Linked DNA regions of Homo sapiens: region 1 is linked to region 2. A link is a loop called in an ENCODE intact Hi-C map of the cell type or tissue named here. Cell type or tissue: IMR-90. All regions are shown on one strand. Each heading gives the region's core, and the rest is flanking DNA. Links, peaks and the distances in the headings are about the cores only. Region 1 holds the start of KRT26 (keratin 26). Region 2 holds the start of LOC105371775 (a long non-coding RNA gene).

Evidence for each region. Hi-C counts contacts between places; a loop is a spot of excess contacts. Peaks named below come from ENCODE experiments on the same cell type or tissue, not always from the same donor. Only the 100,000 strongest peaks of a DNase experiment are listed, where the experiment ranks them.
Region 1: it touches region 2 in a loop (2.4-fold over the local background); 2 of 110 quality-filtered maps call a loop at or near these places.

Annotation. Positions count from the first base shown.
Region 1 is chr17:40,765,882-40,778,574 of GRCh38, reverse strand. It overlaps KRT26 (keratin 26), which reads left to right and starts at 6,374. Exons shown (of 8, transcript NM_181539.5): 1 at 6,374-6,902; 2 at 7,339-7,421; 3 at 8,166-8,322; 4 at 8,453-8,614; 5 at 8,696-8,821; 6 at 9,479-9,696; 7 at 10,922-10,989; 8 at 11,909-12,337. The coding sequence starts at 6,462. The coding sequence ends at 12,060. It overlaps KRT27 (keratin 27), which reads left to right. Exons shown (of 8, transcript NM_181537.4): 6 at 843-1,060; 7 at 1,273-1,322; 8 at 1,437-1,767. The coding sequence ends at 1,576. In IMR-90, for the core only: no CTCF peak of the experiment used is centred there; no DNase peak of the experiment used is centred there; H3K27me3 peaks cover 3,136 bases.
Region 2 is chr17:40,667,444-40,680,136 of GRCh38, reverse strand. It overlaps LOC105371775 (a long non-coding RNA gene), which reads right to left and starts at 8,532. Exons shown (of 4, transcript XR_934751.2): 1 at 8,416-8,532. In IMR-90, for the core only: no CTCF peak of the experiment used is centred there; no DNase peak of the experiment used is centred there; H3K27me3 peaks cover 3,363 bases.

The DNA.
Region 1 (12,693 bases), core at 1,700-9,699, 100 kb before region 2:
ATAACTCATGTCATTATTTCCAAAAGAGGACTCTGAGATTCGAAGAAGTTAAGCAATTCCCACAGTCCCACAGTTGGGTATGAAGGAATCCAGAAGTTCTCTCCAAATTTTCTAACTCCCAAGTCTATACTTTTCCCACTATGGCTAGTAAACCACCAGAGTTTATCCACAGATGAGGCTATGAATGTATATAAAATCAAGACTTTATATAAAAAATACTTGCAGGTGAAAGGATAAGACACTCTCATCTTCATTCCATGTAAAATTGCAGTGAGTGTTCCCTCTGAGTATATCTGTAAACCCATTCAGATTCACAAGCCAATGAATTGAACTACTGTATTTAAAGTCTAAGAAGGTAATTATTTTCTGTGGTTTATTCTACTCATGGAACGTTTATGCGGTTTACTGCAGGATGACTTTTTAATAGAAGAGCTACAATCCTCATAAGACAAGACTGTCACATGGCTAGAAATGAGTAGCAAAGTATAGGCGGACTTCTAGTTGTGGGTAAAGTAGCAAATTGTGCCACACTCTACAAGCACAGGCTATATTGGTGCAGGGGAGGGATCTTTCAGTCTGTGCCCTATGAAGAGACAATTTCATCTTTTTTAGCACACCTGGGCATCTGAGGGACATTCAGCACCAGCTGTGTCATTCTCAAATAGAAAAGTAGTAGGACATTTAATAAAGGCAACAATTAATATTGAAGAAGTGGAATCTTTTGGGTAAATATAATTATTTGCATGATGTAAGGATAATTCTCTTAATTATCTCTTAAATGCTTTGGCTTATTCTAAAACACCGTGACCTTTTCTATTAAACCATGTCTTACCAAACTACAGAAACACTCCCTGGAGTGCTCCTTGACAGAGACCGAGAGTAACTACTGTGCACAGCTGGCACAGATCCAGGCTCAGATCGGGGCCCTGGAGGAGCAGCTGCACCAGGTCAGAACCGAGACCGAGGGCCAGAAGCTCGAGTATGAGCAGCTCCTTGACATCAAGGTCCACCTGGAAAAAGAAATTGAGACCTACTGCCTCCTGATAGATGGAGAAGATGGGTCAGTATTGCCGCCATTGAGAAAACAATTCATTTTTAAGGTTACTAAAGATGATTTGAAATCAAGTACAAAATATCTATGATCTAGATCACGCATAGATAATACTCTTTTAGTGTTATTTCAGAATGCAGTGAATTCCCACCTTAAATCATTATTTTTCAGTTTCCTCAGTAAAACAGAATAATTAATATAAGCGCTCTATACTTTTACAGCTCCTGTTCTAAATCAAAAGGCTATGGAGGCCCAGGAAATCAAACAAAAGGTAAACAAAAGCTGTGTTAGGCATTCAGTGTTTATTTGTATGTGTTTCAAATGATGTTTTATTTCCTATTTATGAATTTGATAAATTCTAAACAGTTTATATGTGGCATTTTAGATTCATCTAAAACCACCATTGTCAAAACAGTTGTTGAAGAGATAGATCCTCGTGGCAAAGTTCTCTCATCCAGAGTTCACACTGTGGAAGAGAAATCCACCAAAGTCAACAACAAGAATGAACAGAGGGTGTCTTCCTGAACTCCAGCCTCTGAGACAGAATGGCCCCCAAATTAAAATACCAAAATGAAGCTAGTTTCCTAAATAAGGGTCCCCTTATTTTTCTGCTTTTCTTCCAATGAATTAAGACAAGTTATTTTTAGAATAGTACCATTTCTTTGGCTTTTTCTCTATGGTGGTGTTTCAATAAAAGTTCTTCCTGTTGCAAGTCATCTTCCCTGGTTCTGGCCAATCTTTGCATTTTAGATATACCCTCCCAAATGGAAGCTGAATTTTGTCTTTAATTTCTTCTGTTTAATTCAACAGTCTTCACAAGTTGGAAGTAAGTTTAATGTGAAAACTAGTTGGAGTCTTTTTGACTTCTCTGTAAAATTTTGTCTCCTTTGTCTCAGTACGAAAAGTACTTACTGAGAACACGCTATGTGCCAGATAACGAGGATAAAACAGTTAATAAGATCCAGTCCCTGAAGTCAATATGCTCATAGATGTAGAAATAAGAACCTGAAGAATCAGAAACAAACTTAAACATAAAGGAAAGGCTATAAGTAGTGATATTTGAAGGTAGAAGGGGAAAAAGAGAGCTGTGAGGACAAGGGTAAGAGGAGAATTCCAGCAGGCATCTAATTCATAATCTTGATCACTCCACCATAACGGTAGGAATTCACAAGTTCTCTCCTTCGTTTTTGCCATCCAAGACTGCAGAGCCATGTGGCTCTCAAGTCAAAGGTAACTTTTAGTGCAATAATTTCAGCACCTACCATTAATGAATCTATTTCAAGGCTGGGAGTGGGAGGAGGTTAAACTCAGCAGAAAACCCTCCAGAGGTTTATTTGTGGGTGAGAGATTTGGCTCCCCCTCACCAATCCCGTAACAGAAACAGCCTGTTTTTCTCTGGAACCAGTGTCCTATTACTGAACTCTGTAGAATTGGCTCAGCACAGTTGAAACACAGTCACTTTCAAGCTGTCTTTCCTCCTCTTTTTCCCACACGCATGTAATAATACCTAAGCGAATGTAAGGCAGATACCCTCTCACTTAACTTTTTAATTAACCAGTCCTCACATCATATACCCTCATATCAAAATTAGGAAAAGGAAACATCCTACCACGTAAGAGTTGAAAAGTTACATTCACGCAAAAACCTGTGCACAGATGTTTATAACAGCTTTATTCGTAATTGCCAAAACTTGGAAGCAACCAAGATGTCCTCTTGGTTGACGAATGGATAAATAACTGTGGTACCTCTAGACAACAAAATATTATTTAGTGCTAAAAAGCTATGAGCTATCAAGCCATGAAAAGACACAGAGGAACCTTAAATGTATATTACTAAGTGAAAGAAGCCAATCTGAAAAGGCTACATACTGTATGACCCCAACTATATGACATTCTGTACAAGGCGAAACTATGGAGATAGTAAAAAGATAATTGGCTGCCAGAAATTGGAGGTGAGGGATGCACAGGCAGAACACAGAGGATTTTTAAGGCTGTGAAAATACTCTGGATAATATCATAAGAACGGATACGTGTCATTATACATTTTCCAAACCCGTAGAATATACAACACTAAGAGTAAACGGTAATACTAAAAAGTCTTTAATTTTTTTTTTTTTTTTTTTTTTTGAGACAGTCTCGCTCTGTCGCCCAGGCTGGAGTGCAGTGGCGCCATCTTGGCTCACTGCAAGCTCCGCCTCCTGGGTTCAAGCCATTCTCCTGCCTCAGCCTCCCGAGTAGCTGGGACTACAGGCGCCTGCCATCACGCCCGTCTAATTTTTTTGTATTTTCAGTAGAGACGGGGTTTCACCGTGTTAGCCAGGATGGTCTCGATTTCCTGACCTCGTGATCCACCTGCCTCGGCCTCCCAAAGTGCTGGGATTACAGGCGTGAGCCACCGAATACTTAGCTCAGATTTCACAGTATTTGAAACGCCTGACCACCAACTCACCATAACTCAGGAAATAAATTCTTTCTGCTAAAACCAGGCCAATATTTAAAACCTTTAAATATGACTTCCAGGAAAGAGTCAATAATAGTTGATAACCAGCACTTACTAGGTGCTAGACTCTGTTCTAAGCATCATTTATTCCTCACAACAACCCTATGAGGTAGGTACTGTTATCGTCCTCGTTTTACAGATAAGGAAACGGAGGCAGAGACTGGTTGAATAATTTGCCCAAGATCACACAGTAATAACATGAAGTGCTGAAATACGTAAACCACACAGAATAGCTCAGAGTCTGGTGCTTCACCACGACATAATACCATGCTAGTGAGAACTTTATGACTCCACCTTCCCTATAACAAGAGAAGGGATAAAGAAACTACGTGCATGCTCACTCCAGTCGGTCTGAGATTAGCAGAGACATCAGTATCTCCTTCTTCCCAAAACAAACCAGGGAAGCCATTTTGTGGGCGGACTTAGTATACCAGAATCTGATTCTCAGGAAAAAAAAAAACAAAAAACAAAACCAAAAATTAGGAATCTAGTGACAAAACAAACCTCATTCAAGTTCAAGAAAAATGGTTATCTAACATAAATATAGAATGTGAATTTTAAACAACAGTGTACTTGAAACTAAACAATAAATGTATCAGGGGAAAATTAGCATATGATCATTAGAATAAGATAATGTAATGAAAAACTTTATCCTGAAATAAGGAGACAGCAACACTGCATAAAGCTTAATTCGATTCATTTTGAATATCTAAAATACGTATGCACATCATGTAATGTTCTACTATCTAGTAGATTATCAAGAAATGATCTATTATGTACATCCATTCTTGCCATGGATAAAATAATCAATCCCGGGGAAGAAATGTATAGACTGAAGTGGTCCAGAGAATGTGTTAAATCTGTCTCCACTTCCAGAAAGAACTAGAGCATACCTAAATTTTTAAAATAAGTATTAGTTTAGAGGAAAATCTATGATTAAAATAATTTAAAAGACCTACTCACGTGAGTAAATAGGCGACAACATTTCAAGAAGGAGTTAAGCATCATATATTCCAGTCCTGCTTTGATATAGAAATGCTTTGTAATCTGTGTGGCCACTTAGCTTCAGAGACAACTCATCTCCAAAATAGTCCTAATAATATGTGTTTAACTTGTTTCACAAAAGATAATTTGTATTTATAAAGTATCTAGAGATAAATAGATTATGTTAATAATACTTTGAAATCTCATAATAACTCACCTAAGAAACTCAAGCCTTATAAATCATTAAACTGACAATACTCTCTGTTTTTCTTGTTTTATTTCTGGGAAAAATTAGCAAAAGATTAAAAATTTGACCAGGTCACAACAAAATCAGTAAAAAGTCTCTAAACAGGAACTGTATCTAGGTTATCATGCACTGTTCTAAACATAAGCTGATGGTCCAGTTATAGCTCTGTATTTATTATTTATTTTTAAATATTTTTGATTTAGAAAATCCATGCAGTCCACTAAATGTTCCATACGATTTAGTGACAATAATGTTGGATGTTTTCCAAAGGATTCACTATCCACAACATTGAAAAATATCATTCGGAAGAAAATTACTGTTTCAAAACTAAACCCATAATTAGTTAACCAATCAATTTGTATCATTATAGGTGATAGAGACCCGACCCTGTCTGACATGTCCACTTTATTATAATAATTTAAATAATTAACATTTAAAAATGTTTGTGCCTTTCAAACTGTCTTATCGTCATTCATGATTGGAACTGCTCAACATTCATTTGAGACTCTTTGATGCTATTATTTTCATTTGCCCAGTAGGGAAATGATCCAAGCCTGGATAACTTCCCAAGAGCATCAAGGCAAGAGAATAAAGAGTACTTCCCTGTGACAACTTATCTTCTCTCTAGGGTACTATAAGTACTGGTTTTCTAGGTAATGATGAAAACACCTCCCTCCTTATATATTTTACTCCTTGCTAATCAATATGATGCTCACTTCTCAAAATAATTCCTAATGTCTTAAATACATACATTTAAACTAAAAGACAGTAAACACTATTTAGGGGTAGGGAAGTGAACAATTTGGAGACTGTTAGTTGAATTGATGTCCTGCTCCTGGACCAAACCAAGAAATCTCAATCGAATTAATTCTCCACCATCATCACATATTCATGAATTATATTGAAATTAACAATAAGCAGGACTGCAGGATTTCTATTACTTCAGTTTTCAATTCAAGAAATGGTAGATTTCTTTTAAAATCTCCCACTACCAAAAGATCAATAGATGCTGAGATTTTCTGGTTTTGATAAGAAGGAAAACACACACCCAGACACCCAGGGCAGTGGCTCACACCTGTAATGCTGGCCACAGGAGGCTGAGCTGGGTGCTGAGGCTGAGGATCACTGGAGGCCAGGAGTTCGAGACCAGCCTGGGAAACATAGCGAGACCACATATCTTTAAAAAAAGGAAAAAAGAAAAAGAAACGAAAGGAAGAAAGGAAGCACTCAATGAAGTGGGAATACTAGAAATACTCTATGAGCGTTAACAGGACAAAAGTAGGAGACATTTCTCATTGGAATTATTAATTCTTTGTTATATGTGGCAGGGGGAGAATCTAGATTCTATTAATATTCCAGTGGCCAAAAAGATGCACATTTAGTCATATTTAATTTTGGCCTTTGAGGCTATGATTTAGTTTTACTTCACCTGGCACCATTTTTATATATAAAAAATATCCTTGGGGCACCTTTCCACCTACAGACTGGACGCTGTTAAAAATTACCCAATTGTGAAAAACAACAATTAGGATGCAAGTAAATTTTATTACAGACTGGCATAGTCAAGACTGAAATGACCCAGTGAATACTATAAAAGGCCAAGGGAGCTAACAAGTGTGGAAGGTGAACCCTGGCTTTGCTCCTCTTTCTGGGAAGGGGTTGCCCGGCTGTGCTGCCACCATGTCTTTTCGACTTTCTGGTGGATCCAGGAGGATCTGCTCGCGAACTGGGTCTGGTAGGCTGTCCGGTGGAGGAACAGGCTTCGTGGCTGGGAATGTGTGTGTTGGATCGGGAGCAAGAAGCAGCTTTTCTTGTACTCTTGAGGGCATCTCTTCTGGAGGAAGCTTCTGCAATAGCGGTGGAGGGTTGGGAAGTGGTGCCTGTGCTGGTTTTCTTGGCAATGAGCACAGCCTCCTCTCTGGGAATGAAAAGGTGACCATGCAGAATCTCAACGACCGCCTGGCATCCTACCTGGACCATGTGCATGCTCTAGAGGAGGCCAACGCAGACCTGGAGCAGAAGATCAAGGGCTGGTACGAGAAATGTGAGCCTGGCTCTTCCCGGGAACACGATCATGACTATAGCAGATACTTCTCAGTCATAGAAGATCTTAAAAGGCAGGTAAGAAATAGGGATTTGCATACTTTTACTACAGACTTTGTGTGTTGATAATTTAAAGAAGAGAAAATATAAAATGTGCCTAACAAATTTATGTGATGTAAGATTTGTTCACTCTGTATTTCCAGTGCTAAGCACAGTACCTGGCAATAAAATCTTGTAGAATTAAATAATGAAAAAGAAATCATTTCAAAACAGATATAGTCACTTCGTTTTTCATATATTTAGCTCATACCATTTGATCAAAAGTAGTAAAAGTATCTATGTGGCTCTTAAGCTCTGGATGCTTATTATCTGAAGAAAATCCAGATTTCTTTAACATAGAAAAAAGATACTAAAACAGATGTTTGACAGATTAAGAAGATATAAAATCACACTGAAGTCTGGAGCCTCCTTTGACTTTTGGTAATTAACATTTTTCACAATCTTCCCTATTTAGATTATTTCTGCGACCATCTGCAATGCCAGCATTGTTCTACAAAATGACAATGCCAGACTGACCGCTGATGACTTCAGGCTGAAGTAGGTGAAAACAAACTGATTAATTATATTAATAAAAGTTAAAATATTACAATTGGATTAAGGAATATATATTTTGCTTTGAAAACCAAAATGTTTTTCTAAAGCCAGACTAGATCAATAAAGAAATTGAATTAAATAAGCCGTTATAAAAAGAGCTATCATGGTTGGATAGAGTAGCTCATGCCTGTAATCCCAGCACCTTGGGAGGCTGAGGCAGGCAGATCACTTGAGGTCAGGAGTTTGAGACCAGCCTGGCCAATGTGGCAAGACCCCGTCTCTACTAAAAGTACACACACAAAAAAATAGTCAGGCATGGTGGCTCACTCCTGTAATCCCAGCTACTTGGGAGGCTGAGACATGAGAATCACTTGAACCCGGAAGGTGGAGGTTGCAGTGAGCTGAGATGGGGCCACTGCACTTCAGTCTGGGTGACAGAGTGAGACTGTCTCAAAAACAAACAACAAAAAAGAGCAATCACATATTTTTTAAAATCTAAAATCTAGCAATATTTTATTTAATTGTTAAGCACATTGGATGACAAAAATCAGCTCTGAAGAAATAACATCCCCAAAATACAATTCATGAATTGTTAGGTATCTCAAACCATTTTAGCAGTTTGCCATTGCAAGAAGCTTCAGAGGTATGTACAGAACATCATATCTTTCAGCATATGAAATACCTTAAAAAGTTGTGCTTTGCACCTGCCTACGATGACAACTCTCAGGTGCCTTACTAATCTTTCAGGTATGAAAATGAGCTGGCTCTGCACCACAGTGTTGAGGCCGACACCAGTGGTCTTCGCAGAGTGTTGGATGAACTGACCCTTTGTACAACCGACCTGGAGATACAGTGTGAGACCCTCAGTGAGGAATTGACCTACCTCAAAAAAAGTCATGAGGAGGTAAGGAAGCCTGCAGAGTGGCTTCATACAGTTTCTAATTTCCTTCTTGAAGTCCACTGTTCATTTCGTAGCAGGGCATGAACATCAATCAAAATCCTCCACTGAGGATGAATACCGATCCCTTTTCTAGGAAATGGAAGTCTTGCAATATACAGCTGGGGGGAACGTGAACGTGGAGATGAATGCAACCCCAGGAGTGGACCTAACTGTCCTGTTGAACAACATGAGGGCTGAGTATGAGGACTTGGCTGAGCAGAACCGCAAAGATGCTGAAGCCTGGTTCAACGAGAGGGTAGGTCTATGGCAAATTACAAAGGGCTTGCTCAGGAGACAATCAGGCCAGTCACTAACCCTTTCGACAATTACACTTCAGAGTGCAACGCTGCAACAACAGATTTCCGATCATGAGGGAGCAGCCACAGCAGCCAGAAATGAGCTGACCGAATTAAAACGCAATCTGCAAACCCTGGAAATAGAACTTCAGTCCCTCATGGCTGTGGTACGTAGGAATCGCCATTGAATTGAATATATGTGTGAATATGTATAAGTCAATACAGATATAAAAATACATATAACACCAAGTACGTATAACCATTTACATATGACTAAAAGTATAAAATATATTAAATATCAAGAATTCTGTCCCTAAACTCACCAATTCCAAAACTTGAAAAATGCCTTTTTACAATAGAGGAATTTTTTTAAATCTTGCAAATGTTGATTTTCAATTGAAAATATTCAGACCTTATACAAATAATTATTTCTACCTTGAGAATATTTAAAATATGACCATGCCGGCCAAGCACAGTGGCTCACACCTGTAATCCCAGCACTTTGGGAGGCCACGGCAGGTGGATAACTTGAGGTCAGAAATTCAAGACCAGCCAGGCCAACATGGTGAAACCCCATCTCTACTAAAAATATAAAAATTAGCTGGGTGTGGTGGCATGTACCTGTAATCCCACATACTCAGGAGGCTGAGGCAGGAGAATCACTTGAACACAGGAAGAGAGGCTGCAGTGAGCCAAGATCATGCCACTGCACTCAGCCTGGGTGACAGAGCAAGACACAGTCTCAAAAAAATAAATAAAATAATATAAGATGACCATGCCATTTCTCTTTTACACATTCAAGCTTCACTTTGCTTTTCTTTCAGAAACATTCCTATGAATGCTCCTTGGCTGAGACTGAAGGAAATTACTGCAATCAACTCCAGCAAATTCAGGATCAGATAGGGGTGATGGAGGAACAACTGCAACAGATTCGAACAGAAACAGAAGGCCAGAAGCTGGAGTATGAACAGCTTCTTGATGTAAAAATATTTTTAGAAAAAGAAATTGACATTTATTGCAACTTACTAGATGGAGAAGAAAGGTAAAGATTAACTTGCAAAAAAAAAAAAAAACCTCACATTAACTAGGTTTTCCCACAGTATAGGTATGCCAATATTGCATCCTAGAATTTCCTACTCTGGAGATCATACATATTTATCCTCAGGAATGTATATTATTGCAGCCAAGTGAAATTAAAACATGCAGAAATTTGAAAATCAAATTTCTAAGTATGCAAAATATTTGTATGTATAATATATAAAGGACATTTAAATATAGAATATTTAACAATTCCAGTACTCCAATTCAAGGGGAAAATTGCTTTCTGTGATTTAGTGTGTAAGCACATTTCTTATAAATAACTCATTCTCTTTTCTTATCACTTCACTAGTTACCCCACATGTACCTTGTATTAAAGATGAGCAATGAAGATATAGGAAGAATTAATTGGAGAGGCACCATAGTTTCTTAGTCAATAGCAACAGCCCTGGAATTGCAGCCCTGGCTGTGAATCAAATACTGGGTGAATTATGAGCACATTGTTTAACCTTTTCAAATGCAGTTTCCTCGTTGATGAAATTGTGATAAAGCCAAAACCATACTTGTAACAAGTCTTAACTATAATGTCTCACTACATAGGTAAAGAGCTCATGACAGTGGCATACACAGAAAAGGTATTTGGTAATCACTGCCTATTACTAAATGCTTGCCCATGGCCGCATAGTGAGGAGGTAACGTCTTGCACCCTCCAAGGCCCATCAGCCCTCTGCAGCCTATTCTCACAGGAACCCAACAGTGATTGCTCCCTCCTCAGAACAAAGCACTCATTACACCACTCACTTTTCACTTAATTTACAGCACTTTTCATGTTATAGGTAACTTTTTGCATGTGTATACTTTATTTCCAACTGTAAAAACTGTGTCTTGGTTCTATATCTTCTGCAGCACCTAGCCCAGCAACACCTTTTTCATGGTAGGCACTCCAAACACATTCACTGGCCAGTTGATTGAAAAGTCAGAGTGAGAAATATTGCTAGATGAAAGAGGTAATTTCTGGTCATGAGAAAATTTCTATTCATAAACATCCATTTAATCTCTTCTTTCACTATGTTGAAGTCATGAAAAGCTTATTAATGTCCTTTAAATATATAAGGAATTTGAATCTTATTGAAACTAGAATTCCAAAACTCTTATTTCCAATTTAGAGGTATTTATAAGCTCACTAAGGAAAGAAAAAAAAATGCAATAATTTACTCTTCTCTTCACAGAAAAAGCAAATCCACATGTTACAAATCAAAAGGATACAGGCCTGTGAATTCTGGAAATCAAGCCAAAGGTATAGATAGATTTTTTTTACCTGGTGTAACTCCTTAAACTCCATCAATTGTGTTAACTAAGTTACTTATTTTTTAACTAAATAAAATTTGTTTTTAAGTTTACTTCTGGTGAATAAAGGGATGAGGGGTCATTATGATAGTTCTTAATATTTGTATTTTATATTCCCGTAGATCAACAGATGTGGTCAAATTATGAAATTATTGAAATGAGGAATTAATCCCACAACATGTTTCTTACCTGGAATGTATTATCTTTCATAGTTTCAATACTTTGATAAAAGAGCTACTTTATCTTAAACCACAAAAATCGGGCAAGTTGGTATTTAAAAGAAGACAACATTACTTGCAGCCAGCCTTTACTGCCTGATACTTAGATTGTTTTAATCCATGTTTCATTTATGTTTTCAAATGCCCATTGCTCTAAAAGCAGTGGCAAATATAAGAGAGATAGTCCAGGATCTTGCTAAACACTGACTTCAAACACAGTATTATATATCGATTTACTGCAAACTTGCAAAAAACATTTTTAAAAAGCAAACATTTTTTAAAAGGTGCAGTGGCTCATGCTTGTAATCCCAGCACTTTGGGAGGCCAAGGCAGGTGGATCACTTGAGGTCAGGAGTTCGAGACCAGCCTGGTCAACATGGTGAAACTCCATCTCTACTAAGAATACAAAAATTAGCCAGGCATTGTAGCAGGCATCTGTAATCCCAGCTACTCGGGAGACTGAGGCAGAAGAATCTCTTGAACCCGGGAGGCAGAGGCTGCAGTGAGCCGAGATCATGCCACTGCACTCCAGCCTGGGTGACAGAGCGAGACTCCTTCTCAAAAAAACAAACAAACAAAAAGCATACCTATTATGGCTACTTTTCAACCTGTTAAAAAATGACCACTAATGTTTTATTTATTTTATTTTAGACTCAACAGAAGAAACTATTGTTAAAACAGTGGTTGAGGAACTGGATCAAATTGGCAATCTCCTTTCACTGAGAGTCCACTCAGTTGAAGAAAAGTCCTCTAAAATAAGCAACATTACAGTAGAGCAACGAGTACCTTCTAAAGCACCATAATGAGGAAAAAGTTATTTGGAAAGAAAGAAAGAAAGAGAGAGAGAGAGAAAGAAAGAAAGAAAGGCTGCCTTTGCAAAAATCCTACTGGTCAAATAACCTAAGGAAATTATTCATTTCTGTTCTTAAAAGGGCTAGAATTTGTTCTCCTTCTCTTCCTTTTCTCATGTTCTATGCATGTAATCCTTTTCCAGAGTAGAAAAATCCTGCTCTGTCCCTAATTTTTGTTTTTATTTTGGGGGCCTTTTTTGACATTTCATTAAAAATTCTTCTATTGCAAGTTATTTTTTTTAATATCTGATTCTTTTTAATTGCTAAAGTTGATCCCAATGTGGCAATACTAAGGACCTGCTAATAAAATAATGTGTTTCATTTCATAGTCACAGTTACCTCAATTAATAACAGAATAAGGTGGAAAGAGCACTAGCTCTAATGTCTGGTCCCAAATCTGTCCCTGATTGACTACGTAAATAAGTTGATCTTCTTGGGTTTGAGTGTCTATGGACATAAAAGAAGAAGATAATACCCACTGATCACTAGGATTTGTTTACCCTTACAATGCCTAGCCTGGGTGATCAGCAAATGTTTGTTGTAAAATCTGAACCTGGAAAGCCGTTTTTCCATTTTCCAGCACAT
Region 2 (12,693 bases), core at 2,770-10,769:
CCAGCATGGTGGGGCATGCCTGTAATCTCAGCTACTTGGGACGCTGAGGCAGGAGAATCACTTGAACCTGAGAGGCAGAGGTTACAGTGAGCTGAGATCACACCACTCCCCTCCAGACTGGGTGGCAGAGTGAGACTCCATATCAAAAAAACAAACAAACAAAAAAAAGAACAAATGGGCAATTACACTAAAAAAAAAAAAATATATATATATATATAGCATGAAAAACACGTCTTTATTTTAATGAAAATGTATTATTCATAGCAAAATTTCTATCCACATGACAAACATTTAGAATCAGAGTGCATTTCTAAAATCACTTTACAACTAATAAAACTCTAGAAATTCAGAACTATATATGATATTTTGAGGTGTTAATTATCTCAACCGAAGAACCACAACAGGGAAGTCCTTTCTATAAGTGAGTCACACAAAAAAAATACATACATGACATATTTAGACACAAATTATGCAGTTAAGTGTGTCTTGTAGATACCCTACTCAATTTAAAAACCATGTATTGATCATTTACAACATGCAAGTACAGTAATAAGGTAACATAGCTAAATTATCAGAGGTATCAAAGAAAAAGCACACAGTTGAAAAAGTGGTGAATTCTGGTTGTTGTTTGTTTGTTTCCTCAAGCTCTAAGATTGACACTTAGGATTTCTCAAAGACAACTGAAAATGTTTTCCTAATTCTGAAACAGTACTGACTTCAATGACCATCTCTTTTGAGGTATGAGGCACAGGAGGGAGGGGAACAGGGTTGAAAAACTAACTGTTGAGTACTATGCTCAGTACCTGGGTGATGGGATTACTTGTACCCCAACCCTCAGCATCACACAATATACCCTGGTAATAAACCTGCACATGGACTCCCCTGATTCTAAAATAAAAGTTGGAAAAAAATAAAAAAGGTATGAGTCACTCGTTTTGTGGCTACTTGCAGAAGTTTCAAAGATAATGATTTTCAAAGGTAACAAAGCTTGTGACACTGGTATGTCAGCATATCATCACATTTCATTTCTGAAGTCAGCAGTGAGAGATGGCGCCAAGCCACCAGTGAGAAGAGACGTTTGAAAAAAACAATTAAGAAGGAACTGAAGCTTGATGGATTAGCATAATGAATTTTTCTGAAGGCAACAGTGTGAAAAATATTTGTAAAGGTGTGGCAGAATCTGAAATCACGAATCATCTATTCTCACCCTGACAACAGTTTTCTTTTTCATATAGGCTGGACTAAATTTCGCGAAGTTCATTAATTTTCAAATGTAATTGTTTGCAATTTAAGCCAAAAGACATCTTAAAATCTGTTAAATTTTTTAACGTGGGACAGTGATATAAGAAGCCAAAAAGAAAGAAAAGTCAAACTGGGGGGGCCAAAAAAAATAATTACCAGGAAATAAGAAGTGTTCACAAATTTCAGAACGCTTTGTCTCACCAAAGAGCATAGTATTACAAAACTACAGTCTTCAAGAAAATAGTAACTATGTTAAGTACTGAAGCAGAAAATAAGTTATGCACACTTTTATCTTACTACCAGATTATTTTTCACAGATAGCACAAAACTTATTGATTGCTAACTATCCAAATGTATGGTAATAAACTAATATAGCTTAACTATCAAAGGTATCATATAGAACCATACAGTTGAAAAAAGGATGGATTCTGTCTTAGTCGTTAACACTGAGAATTTATCAAAGAGAACTGGAAATTAATTCTTTCTTTCTTTCTTTCAAAATTGGGTCCTGCTCTGTCACCCAGGCTAGAGTGCAGTGGTGAGACCATAGCTCACTGTAACCTCAAACTCCTGGGAGCTAGGACTATAGGCATGTGCCACCATGCCTGGCTAATTTTTTTTTTTTTTTTTTTTTTTTTGGAGAGACGAGGTCTTGCCGTGTAGCCTAGGCTGGTCTCGAACTCCTGGCCTCAAGCAATCCTCCCACCTCAGCCTCCCAGAGTTCTGGGTTTACAGGTGTGAGCCACTGTGCTTGTCCTGGAAATGTTTTTCCAATTCTCAAACAGTGTTGATATCAGTGACTACCTTTTTCAAGGCATGAGTTGCTAGTCTTATGGCTATTTAAGGAGGTTTCAAAGACAATGATTTTGGGGAATAAAAACTAGTGTTTTCTCCAAGCATTCGGAATTATTTATGGAAATAGAAGTATTATATTCATGTAAAATGATATGGTCTATAGATGTAACTTAGTTGCCTTAAACTGTGTAATTGCTGGTATACCATATTAGTGTCTTTAATCTGAACACAACCTCACATCCAAGAGGAAAAGCTTATCATTCACAACAGTAATTCCTGAGTGAGCTACTCCTCTCTAATTATACAATTAGAAAGTCAAAACAAACTTGAACCTTGCAATGTATATTCCCAGAACTCAAAACATATTTTTAAGAGAATTTTAACAGTAATCAACTCCTTTTCAAGACAAGATACAAAGTCAATAAAAGATTGCCTACTTTAATATTCATTTGTTTGTTTAAAAACATTAAGCACTAAGTCTAAGGGGCTGGTGGGACGACGGAAATGGGGCAAATTTTAAAGAAATGTAAGACACGCACTCTTTGCCCTTAAGGACAATCTGGTTAAGAAGAAAACAATTACCAAGTATATTTAACCCCACTTAAAGGTGTGAGCAAATAAAATTTTGTTAATCCATATATTTTAAATACTGTGCATTTAATAGCCAAGGTCAGGTGCTATCTCTTCTGTGAAGCCAATGGGAAAATATAATTTTAAAAAAAAATTTGTACAGCCACAATTTTGTTTGTAAAATTTCTCTTTGTCAAAAACTCAACTGTACACTTCTGGAACACCAGTTTCTATGCACCCAGTAGGCTCAGAAAGGAGTCCCCGTGGATATACATGTGTGCCGCGGCTGTGCAACATGGCCCCCGGCATGACACAACAGTGAAGCAGCTGGAAGGTGCTCAAATACTCAGACTGGCTGGGAAGTTGAAAGCAAGGGAAGAAGAGAGGGATGGGGAGAGAACAGCAGCTGTCAGGGAGCAGAGCACAGCCTAGAGAAAGCTGGGGTGCTTTGCACTGGCAGCTGAAAACTAAGGAGGCAGTGGGGGCATGAAGTAAGGAGGAGACAGAAAGGGGGACGGGATGTGGAGAGCTTGCTGCTGGAGTAGGCACATTTATCCGGCCAGTTGCAGCAGTGCAGAGGGAATATTTAAGCCTGAAAATAGAGTTCAATCATTCAAGCCGTTGGGTAAAGGCAAATAATTAGCAAAAATAATACAAAAAGATACGTGAACTTTATTTAAAAACTAGAACTACGTGGTCCCTTTGATCATGATCTGCACAGGTGTCCTCAAGCTGTCCACGCAGTCTTTCTAGGGAGGCTACCAGAGTGGGTGAAAATGGAAAACTAAAGCGGGGTCCTGCATTCAAGGCATTTCAAACACGTAAAGTTAAACTAAATGTTTGATTCTGAGGACTAGACTGTTACTATTACAAGAGTTGTGCAGGGCATATATCCAAGACTGGACAGGGACCAGTCCCTGTTGTCAGAGAAACTTCACACTGAGACACAAGCTTGCTCAGGTAGGGTGGGCGTTGAAAGCCAGGAGGAGGGATTTCTGTAAACTCTTGCTTCCTCTGTCATCGGCCACCCCTTAAGTTTTCTATTTCCTGCCTCTTCCACTTTACTAATTCTGTTTCCCAGAAAACACTCCACACCATCCCCCATAAGGGTTCAAAGTCTACCATATAAATGTCTTCCCAAATGTGCTAAAATGTACCCTCCAAAAAACAATTTTTTTTTTACCTATTCTGGATATTTCATATAAGTAGAAGTATATAAGACGTGACCTTTGGGGTCCGGCTTGCATTTAGTGTAATGTTTTCAAGGTTTGTCCACCTTTTAGGATGCATCAGTACTTTACTCCCTATTATGGCTTAATAACATTGCATTGTATGTACGTAGCACATATTTGCTTGTCCATTTACCCATTGATGGAAACTTGGGTTGCTTCCCCCTTTTGGCTATGATGAATAGTGCTGCTATCCACAGAGAGCAAATTGGTGGTTTGAAGGGGCTGGGGGAATGGGAGGATAGGAAATGATTGCTTCATGGGTTGGGTTTTCTTTGGGGGTGATGAAAATAGCTTGAAGCTACACAGAGGTGTTAGTTACACAACATGGTGAGTGTACTAAATGCCAATGAACTGTACATTTTTTAATGGTTAATTTTACGTTGCGTGAATTTCACTTGGATTTTTTAAAATTAATTTCCAGGCAGACCCCCTGCCACCTGTCTAAAACAGGGTCCCATGTGTGGGTTAAACTACAAATGAGAAATGTTACATATCTTAAAATAAATTGCCTATAACATATGTATGCAGCATCCTTCATAGCCAAGGTCAGACGCTACCTCCTCCATGAAATCTGCTATGGAAATACAATTAAAAACAAAATATCCAGTCTGGCCAACATGGTGAAACCCCGTCTCTACTAAAAATACAAAAATTAGGCGTGGTGGCGGGCGCCTGTAGTCCCAGCTACTCGGGAGGCTGAGGCGGGAGAATGGCGTGAACCTGGGAGGCAGAGCTTGCAGTGAGCCGAGATTGCGCCACTGCACTCCAGCCTGGGCGACAGAGCGAGACTCCGTCTCAAAAAAAAAAAGAAAAGAAAAGAAAAGAAAATTAGTCGGGTGTGATGGTGGGCCCCTGTAGTCCCAGCTACTCAGGAGGCTGAGGCAGGAGAATCGCTTGAACCCAAGAGGCGGAGGTTGCAGTGAGCCAAGATCGCACCACTGCACTCCAGCCTGGGAGACAGAGTGAGACTCCGTCTCAAAAAAAATAAAAAATAGTAAAAAAATCTCCTAACCTAGAAATCCTCTCCACCAAGGTAAACGAGAAAGAAAATCATTTTACTATTGAATAAGCGTTAAAACAGAATGTGATGCCCGTCACAAGCAATCCACTAAGAGACTGCAAAGACAGAAAGATAGCTCTTCCTTTATATAGCCAAGCAGACACAGCCCATTACGTGGATGTTCTCAGGATGAACAACAGCTACTCTTCACATAAGAGGACTTCACAGCACCATATGTCACACACGGTTTATCCTAACTTTACCCATAATTTGGGTGACCATCTATGTTAGTTAATAGGCTTTATATACAGGGAAAGTAAACTTCTCACATCTTTATAATAGGAGGTAGCTTTGGAGCAAGGTGCCTGCCGAAATTAGGTCCTGCCCTCCCACAGAACCTGGGACACAGGGGTGTTTATTTCCTTGGATGGTCACGCTCAAAAGGCTTGATTCCCAGTCTTGAGAAAGGCATTCCTTGGTTGTAAAGTTGGCAAAAGATTTATTTTACTTTTTAAAAGATTTACTCACATTTCAAAGAGACAGCGAAAGAATTTACAAGTTTTCTAAAGTAAATGCTCGAAGAAAGGGGAGTACAGGGGTGTCTTTTCCCTTATTTTTAACAGGAAGAATTAAGTCTCTTATTTTTAATTTATGTTTGCCTTTATTTGCCTTCTCTGATCCCCTCAGGAAAAAAAAAAAAAAGGCAATTACTTCCTCTTCAGAGATGCCTTACTTGTGGCACTTCGCAATTCTACCCTGAATTGGAGCAGTGCGGCAGGGTCAGGGTCTGGTTCCTTCTGTGTCCTTCATGGTGCGAGGGACCGTGAGCCAGAGCCAACGTTGAGAGAAAGCCCTTCCTTGAGCTCATTGTTGCAATGGAAATGTTCTGTATCTTGACTGCATTGGTGTGAATACCCTGGTTGTGATATGGTCCTCTAGTTTTACAAGCTGTTGCCATCGGGGAAATTCAGTAAAGGATATGTGGGATTGCTCTGTACTGTTTCTTACAGTAACTGAATCCACAGTTACCTCAAAAGTTTAGCTAAAAATGAAAAAGGCTTTTGAATGACTAAAAACATGTGTTTATAAACCACTGAATAATGGCTATGGAACATCATAAAGTCCAGAATGCTGTACAGTCTGGGCTGAGGAGAAGAAAGCTCACAGCTGCATTCCTGGGAAGATTTGGGCAATGTTAAGGGGTGAGGGTCCAGGGAATACTGTCAGGGTGCTAAAAATTGATATGCAGGGCAGAAAGCCTGTGAGAATGACCTAAGTAGAAATTTTTTTAAACAAAATAAAAATTTTCAAAAAGAGAAAAGACAACAGAGGGAAAATTCAAGAGGCCAGGCGCAGTGGCTCACGCCTGTAATCCCAGCACTTTAGGAGACCAAGGTGGCAGATCACCTGAGGTCAGGAGTTTGAGACCAGCCTGGCCAACATGGCAAAACCCCATCTCTACTAAAAATACAAAAATTACCTGGGCATGGTGGCGGGCACCTGTAGTCCCAACTACTCGGGAGGCTGAGGCAGGAGAATCACTTGAACCCAGGAGACAGAGGTTGCAGTGAACCAAGATCACACCACTGCACTCCATCCAGCCTGGGCGACAGAGCAAGACTCCATCTACGGAAAAAAAAAAAAAAAAGAAAAAAAAAAGCAAGAAAGGATAAATGCAAGTGCAAGGAAATAAATTGTCTAGAATAAACTAAGATGCAGAGAAATGACTAAGACTAGAGTATCAGGACACAGAATAGAAGACAGCAGGGCCAATGTCGTAAGTTATAGAAAGCAGGTTTAGAAAAATCAATATTTCAAAGACAGGAAGAGCTAAGGGAACACCTGTCAAATTGGTGAAGACAATGTACTTAGAACCCAACAAAGACCTCCCTTCTAGAGATTTGAAAGGAGACGTAAATATTGTAGCTCAAGTGAGTAGATGGGAGCACAGTTTCAACCTACAACTATGACTTCAAAGATTGGGACTTAACGCACTCCAGATAAAAAAGGAATGGAGAAAATTCTGAATAGTTTTGGAAGATGCCTATAGTCTGCTAAGCTAGAAAAAAATCATGAATTGTAATACACCAAAATTGTATAAACTGGGTGTTCTAAAATGAGCTCACCCTCTATCTAGTAAAGCTCATTTTGACCATCTGTGTGTATTGGGCCTCAAAAAACAAGGTAAGAAGGAGAAGCACCTGGAAGTATCTGGAAGATGCCAGAGAAAATAGGACCCAATGGCAAAGTCCTTGATTGGCAAAACTGCCCTGCTTTTTGCCCTTGAGTTACAGCAGCAAAGAATGAAGTGAGCATCTGCCAGGACTAAGATTGCATGTATAATGTACTCTGCTTAATCAGTTCATGTGAAATGCATGTTCAGTGTGTATAGAAAGGCATGTAAGCATCTCTCACATACTCTGAAAACATGCTAAAAAATGCTGACAAACATATTCCCACACAAAACTCTTTATCGTCTAATTATAGTCTTAACTTATATATAAAACAAAAGATTAAATGATATCACGTAGAGGCCTGCTCCTATGAGTAGAAAAATCAATAATATAACAAAAAGGATATAAGCCAGTAAAGCCCTGTCATTTATAGCAATTTTTTAAGTTTTAAAAAAAAGCCTTTATTTGCTGACTAATTATGCCTTTATAATCCTATGAAAATGCATGCTTGATTAAGAAGAGGGAGTCACAAAATCCTAAGCTGCTAAAGAAATTATGCTTCATAAATAAAATAATACCCAAGCTCTTTGGGATTATAAAAGATCAATTGGAGTGTTCTGTCTAGCTGAAGAAAACAGATTCATATTTACAACTTCCTGGAAGGAAAAAAACACTTAATATAAACTTACATTGCCATCATTCTATCTTTTATACTTTTTAGAATAAAAACAGATCACAACATTTATGTGCAGGACAGGAAAAACATTAAATGGCTTGAGTTTGACATCCTTGTGTACAAGATTGATTTACAGGGTGAAATGTATGTGCCCAAATGCATTACATAAAAATAATCCATTATTTTCCTTTTTAATATTTTTTCCTCTTCAAAGCAAAACTCAAATTCTTGAGTGTGCCACATTTGTTAAGGACAAACAGGTTAGAAAAGATGTTATTTCTCCCAGAGTTTAATTCCAAACTCCCAGGAAATCACTCCATAAAAATTCACCAAGATGAATGATGGGTGCCTGTCTGATTTGCTTGTGTTTGTAAACACTACAAATTTGGGGACTATAGTGTTTTTGAGCCACTTACCATCCTTCTGGTAATTCATTTCCTTTACCTTCTTCAGGCAAATAAATTAATCTGTGCTCATTGTCTCAGGGGAGGATGAAACAAAAGCAATGTGTTCCTTCAGTCTAGTCTTAGAATGAAGAGGACTCAGGGCCCACACAAAATGTCCTAAAGAAACGTTATTCATTTGGCGCTTGTTTATTGCCTGCCTTCTCTGTGCTAGGCACAGAGCTAGAAAGTGGTGATCCAGCAGTGAGCAGACAGGTCTTGGAGCTTAGGTTCCAGTAGTAAAAGCAGGATTTTCCGTCCCACCCTCAAGAATAGAACTTACCTTGGACTGAAAGGAGAGGGAAGAAAAAAAGGATTGCTGAGGAAGGGCAAAGCGGGGTCCCTGAGAGGGGAGCCCCAGGTCCTGCTTCTGAGTCAGAGCCCCTACAAAGCAGCAAAACGGGAGGTAAGTTGGGGGAACTATTTAGGAGAACTGTGCCTTACTTCCTGGATTGTAACCTCAGGAAAGGGACAAGAGCCAAATAGGTTATGGCTGCACAGTGTGTCCGGGCAGATGGAGCCACAGTCCACCTGATATTTCCATGCCACAGGCACACAGAAGCATCAGAATGACTCTTACGCCCTTAAGCATGGAAAGAAATATGGGAGAGAGCAGCTGGACACTGCTAGGATGAAGCAAATTTAAAATAAGAGGCTTGATTCTCACTGTTGGAAACAAGGGAAGAGATTTTTCTCTCTTCCTAAATTTTCTTTGAGCATTTACTTCATCTTTTATAAAAAATAAATTGTATTGTGTATATTTAAGGTTTACAACACAATGTTATGGGATACATATACATAGTAAAATGGTTACCCTGGTGAAGCAAATTAACATATCTATCATCTCACAGTTACCTTATTGTGTGTGATGAGAGCAGCTAAAGTCTACTTACATTAAAAAAAAAAAAACCCAGTTAGCATACAATTTTATTAGCTCTAGTCCTGGTTAATAGGTTAGATCTCTAGACTTGTTCATCCTACATATCTCCTCCTTTGTATACATTGACTTCCATCTCCCCATTTCCTAACCCATCCCACCCCCACTCCTGGTAACCACTGTTTTATTCTCTGCATATTTGACTTTTTTTTCTTAGATTCCACATATAAATGAGTGCATGTAATATTTATCTTTCTGTGTCTTTCTTACTTCACTTAACATAGTGTCCTCCAGGTCCATTTATGTTGTGACAAATGTCAAGATCTCCTTTTTTAGGGTAGAATAATAGTCTATTGTGCATATATATATATATATACACACACACACACACACACACACACACACTCACCAGTTTATTTATCCATTCATTCATTGACACTTAGGTAGTTTCCATATCTTGGCTATTGCGAATAATGCTACAATGAACATAAAAGTGCAGATATCTTTACAAGGTGGTGTTTGCATCTCCTTTGGGTGGATACCCAGAAGGGGAATTGCTGGGTCATAGGGAAGTTCTTTTTCTTTTCTTTTTTTTTTTTTTTTTTTTTTGAGATGGAGTCTCACTCTGTTGCCCAGGCTGGAGTGCAGTGGCGTGATCTTGGCTCACTGCAACCCTGGCCTCCAGAGTTCAAGTGATTCTCCTGCCTCAGCCTCCCAAGTAGCTGGGACTACAGGTGCCCACCACCACGCCCGGCTAATTTTTGTATTTTTAGTAGAGACGGGGTTTCACCACTTTGGCCCGGCTGGTCTCGAACTCCTGATCTCAAATGATCCACCTGCCTCGGCCTCCCAAAGTGCTGGGATTACAGGCATGAGCCAGCGCACCTGGCCTGGAAGTTCTGTTTTTGACTTCTTTAGAAACCTCCATGCACTTTTTGCTAATGGCTGCACCAATCTCCATTCCCACCAACAGTGTACTGTTTCTTTGCTCCACACCTTTGCCAACATTTGTCACTCTCATCTTTTTGATAACACCAATCCTAACAGGTGTAAGGTGATATCTCATAGCAATTTTGATTTGCATTTCCCTGATGGTTAGTGATGTTAAACACCTCTTCATGGATCTGTTGCCCATTTTTATGTCTTCTTTGGAGAAATATCTGTTTAGATCCTTTGCTCATTTTTTAACTGGTTTATTTGTTTTTCTGCTATTCAGTTGTAAGAGTTCTTTATAAATTTTGGATATTAACCCCTTACTAGATATGCAGTTTGCAAATATCTATTCCCAGCCTGTACATTGCCTTTTCATTGTGTTAATTGCTTCCTCTGCTGTACAGAAGCTTTTTATTTTGATGTAGTCCCACTTATTTATTTTTGCTTTTGTAGCCTGGGCTTTTGGTGTAATATCCAAAACATCATTACCAAGGCCAATGTCAAGGAGCTTTTACCCTCTCTTATCCTCTAGGAGTTTAATGGCTTCAGGTCTTACATTTAGATCTTTTATCCATTTTGAGTGGATTTTCTAATATGGTGTAAGATAAGGGTCCAATTTCATTTTTTTGCATGTGGAAATCCAGTTTTCCCAGTACCATTTATTGAAGAGACTATTTTTTCCCCATTGGGTCCTCTTGAGGCCCTTGCCAAAATGTAGTTAATTAAATTAGGTTTAGATTTATTTCTGGGCTCTATACTCTGTTTAACTGGTCTATGTTTCTGTTTTTATGCCAGTACCATGCTGTTTTGATTGCTATAGCTTCCAAATATAATTTAAAATCAGGGAGCATTTATTTGTAATTATAACTTTTGAAAACTTATATGTACTGTTTCCTCTCTTTGAAATTTATGTAAATCCTTTTGAAGCCTAGATAGGCCTTTCATTAGCTTTATGATCCAGGGATGTATTTCTCAAGTACCTGGGAGCCATCTCTTTGAAATGTAAACATCAAAAGAGATGACACCCCTATATCCCAGTTTCTGTGGGAGGGTAGGAGCCTAACTTCTGTGGGTACCTTACTCAAAGTTGCAAAACTACCACCTGTCATAAAGATATAAAAAGTTTTGTTTTTCCTCTGGAGAAAGCCAAGTAGCTGACACAGATGATCACCCCAAATTACCAGGTGAAGTTAAGATGAACGATGTGTAACTATGGTACTGTCAAGTCCTCTTACTCTAACTTAACTATTGTTTATCTTGAAAATATGTATGTAGGTCGGGCACGGTGGTTCATGCCTGTAATGCCAGTACGTTGGGAGGCCAAGGTGGGTGGATTGCCTGAGGTCAGGACAGCCTGGCCAACATGGTGAAACTCTGTCTCTACTAAAATACAAAAATTAGCTGAGCATTGTGGTGTGCGCCTGTAATCCCAGCTACTCGGGAGGCTGAGGCAGGAGACTTGGTTGAGCCTGGGAGCCAGAGGTTGCAGTGAGCTGAGATCGCGCCATTGCACTCCAGCCTGGGCGACAGAGCTAGACTCCATCTCAAAAAAAAAAACAAAAAGTATGTAATAGGTTGTATCTGCTGCTTGGCTATGTAACAGGTGAGATTTCCTTCCATCTTGCAATTTCCTAGAAGATTACCTGTGATGCACATCACATTCTAGTTTAGTGCTTATTCAGTAATAGAAGTATTTTCTTTCCGTACTACCTTTGTGGAGAGGATTTCTGGGTTGAGGGAAGATTTTTGTTTTTAGTTATATGTCTCCAACCAACGATAATGGGACAGATGGGAAGAATAATGACTGTCTCAGTGAACACAGCTTGGACAGATGACACTAAGGACAATATGCTCCCCGCCCCAGGTCACAACTATATAAGCTCCCCTAAAACTTAGATGCAATGCTTTGGAGAAAAGGCGAGAGACTGAGATGATGAGATTTAACACACATCCTCCATAGAATAGGAACTCAAAATAAAGATTAACATGAAAAAAGAAAAATAAAGCAATAAGGTCTGCCTGAGCCTATGCACCCAGAGTTGTGATAGCTGCAGCATGAACTACTTGCCAATATTTAACTGCAGGAATCTTAACTTCAGATGATTGTACCAACAACTCGTTTCCTCTGGCTGAAGAGAGAGGGATAAATGAGTGGAAGAAAACTTACATTTATCAGAATGGCTCTCAAACTTTGCTACATATTAGACTCCTGGGAAGTTTTCAAAAATTCTGATGCCCAGGCCCCGTCCTGAGCCAATTAAATCAGATTTTCTGGGAGGAGGACACAGTCATCACCATTTTTTAAAGTTCCAGAAGTGATTTCAGTGTGCAGACACACAGACACACGAATGTCCCTGGAGCCAGGGTCCCCAAACACAGTATTTTGGCATTTGTGAGATGTGTTATAACAAGCTTTCTCCTTTTAATAAAGTCAACATTTTTAAATTATTTACTTTTCTAATAACTATAATGGATTTATGACAATCTCCATCATAATCTCAGTCCATGCACCAAGAATTGTAGGGACCCCACAATTTTATATATGCCATAGCCTTTAATGAGGTATTGTTACTGTTTTATTTAAATAAAGGGTAGTATTTTTGTAAAGGAAAGTAATAATATTTTTTCCTTGAAAAATAAAATTTGAGATCTAGAAATAGTTTACTGCATTACTCACATGCCTGTAAAATACCTTTCTAAATCCTATCCCCTCTGTCTGTCTCAATAAATAAATATTTATTATTATGTCTC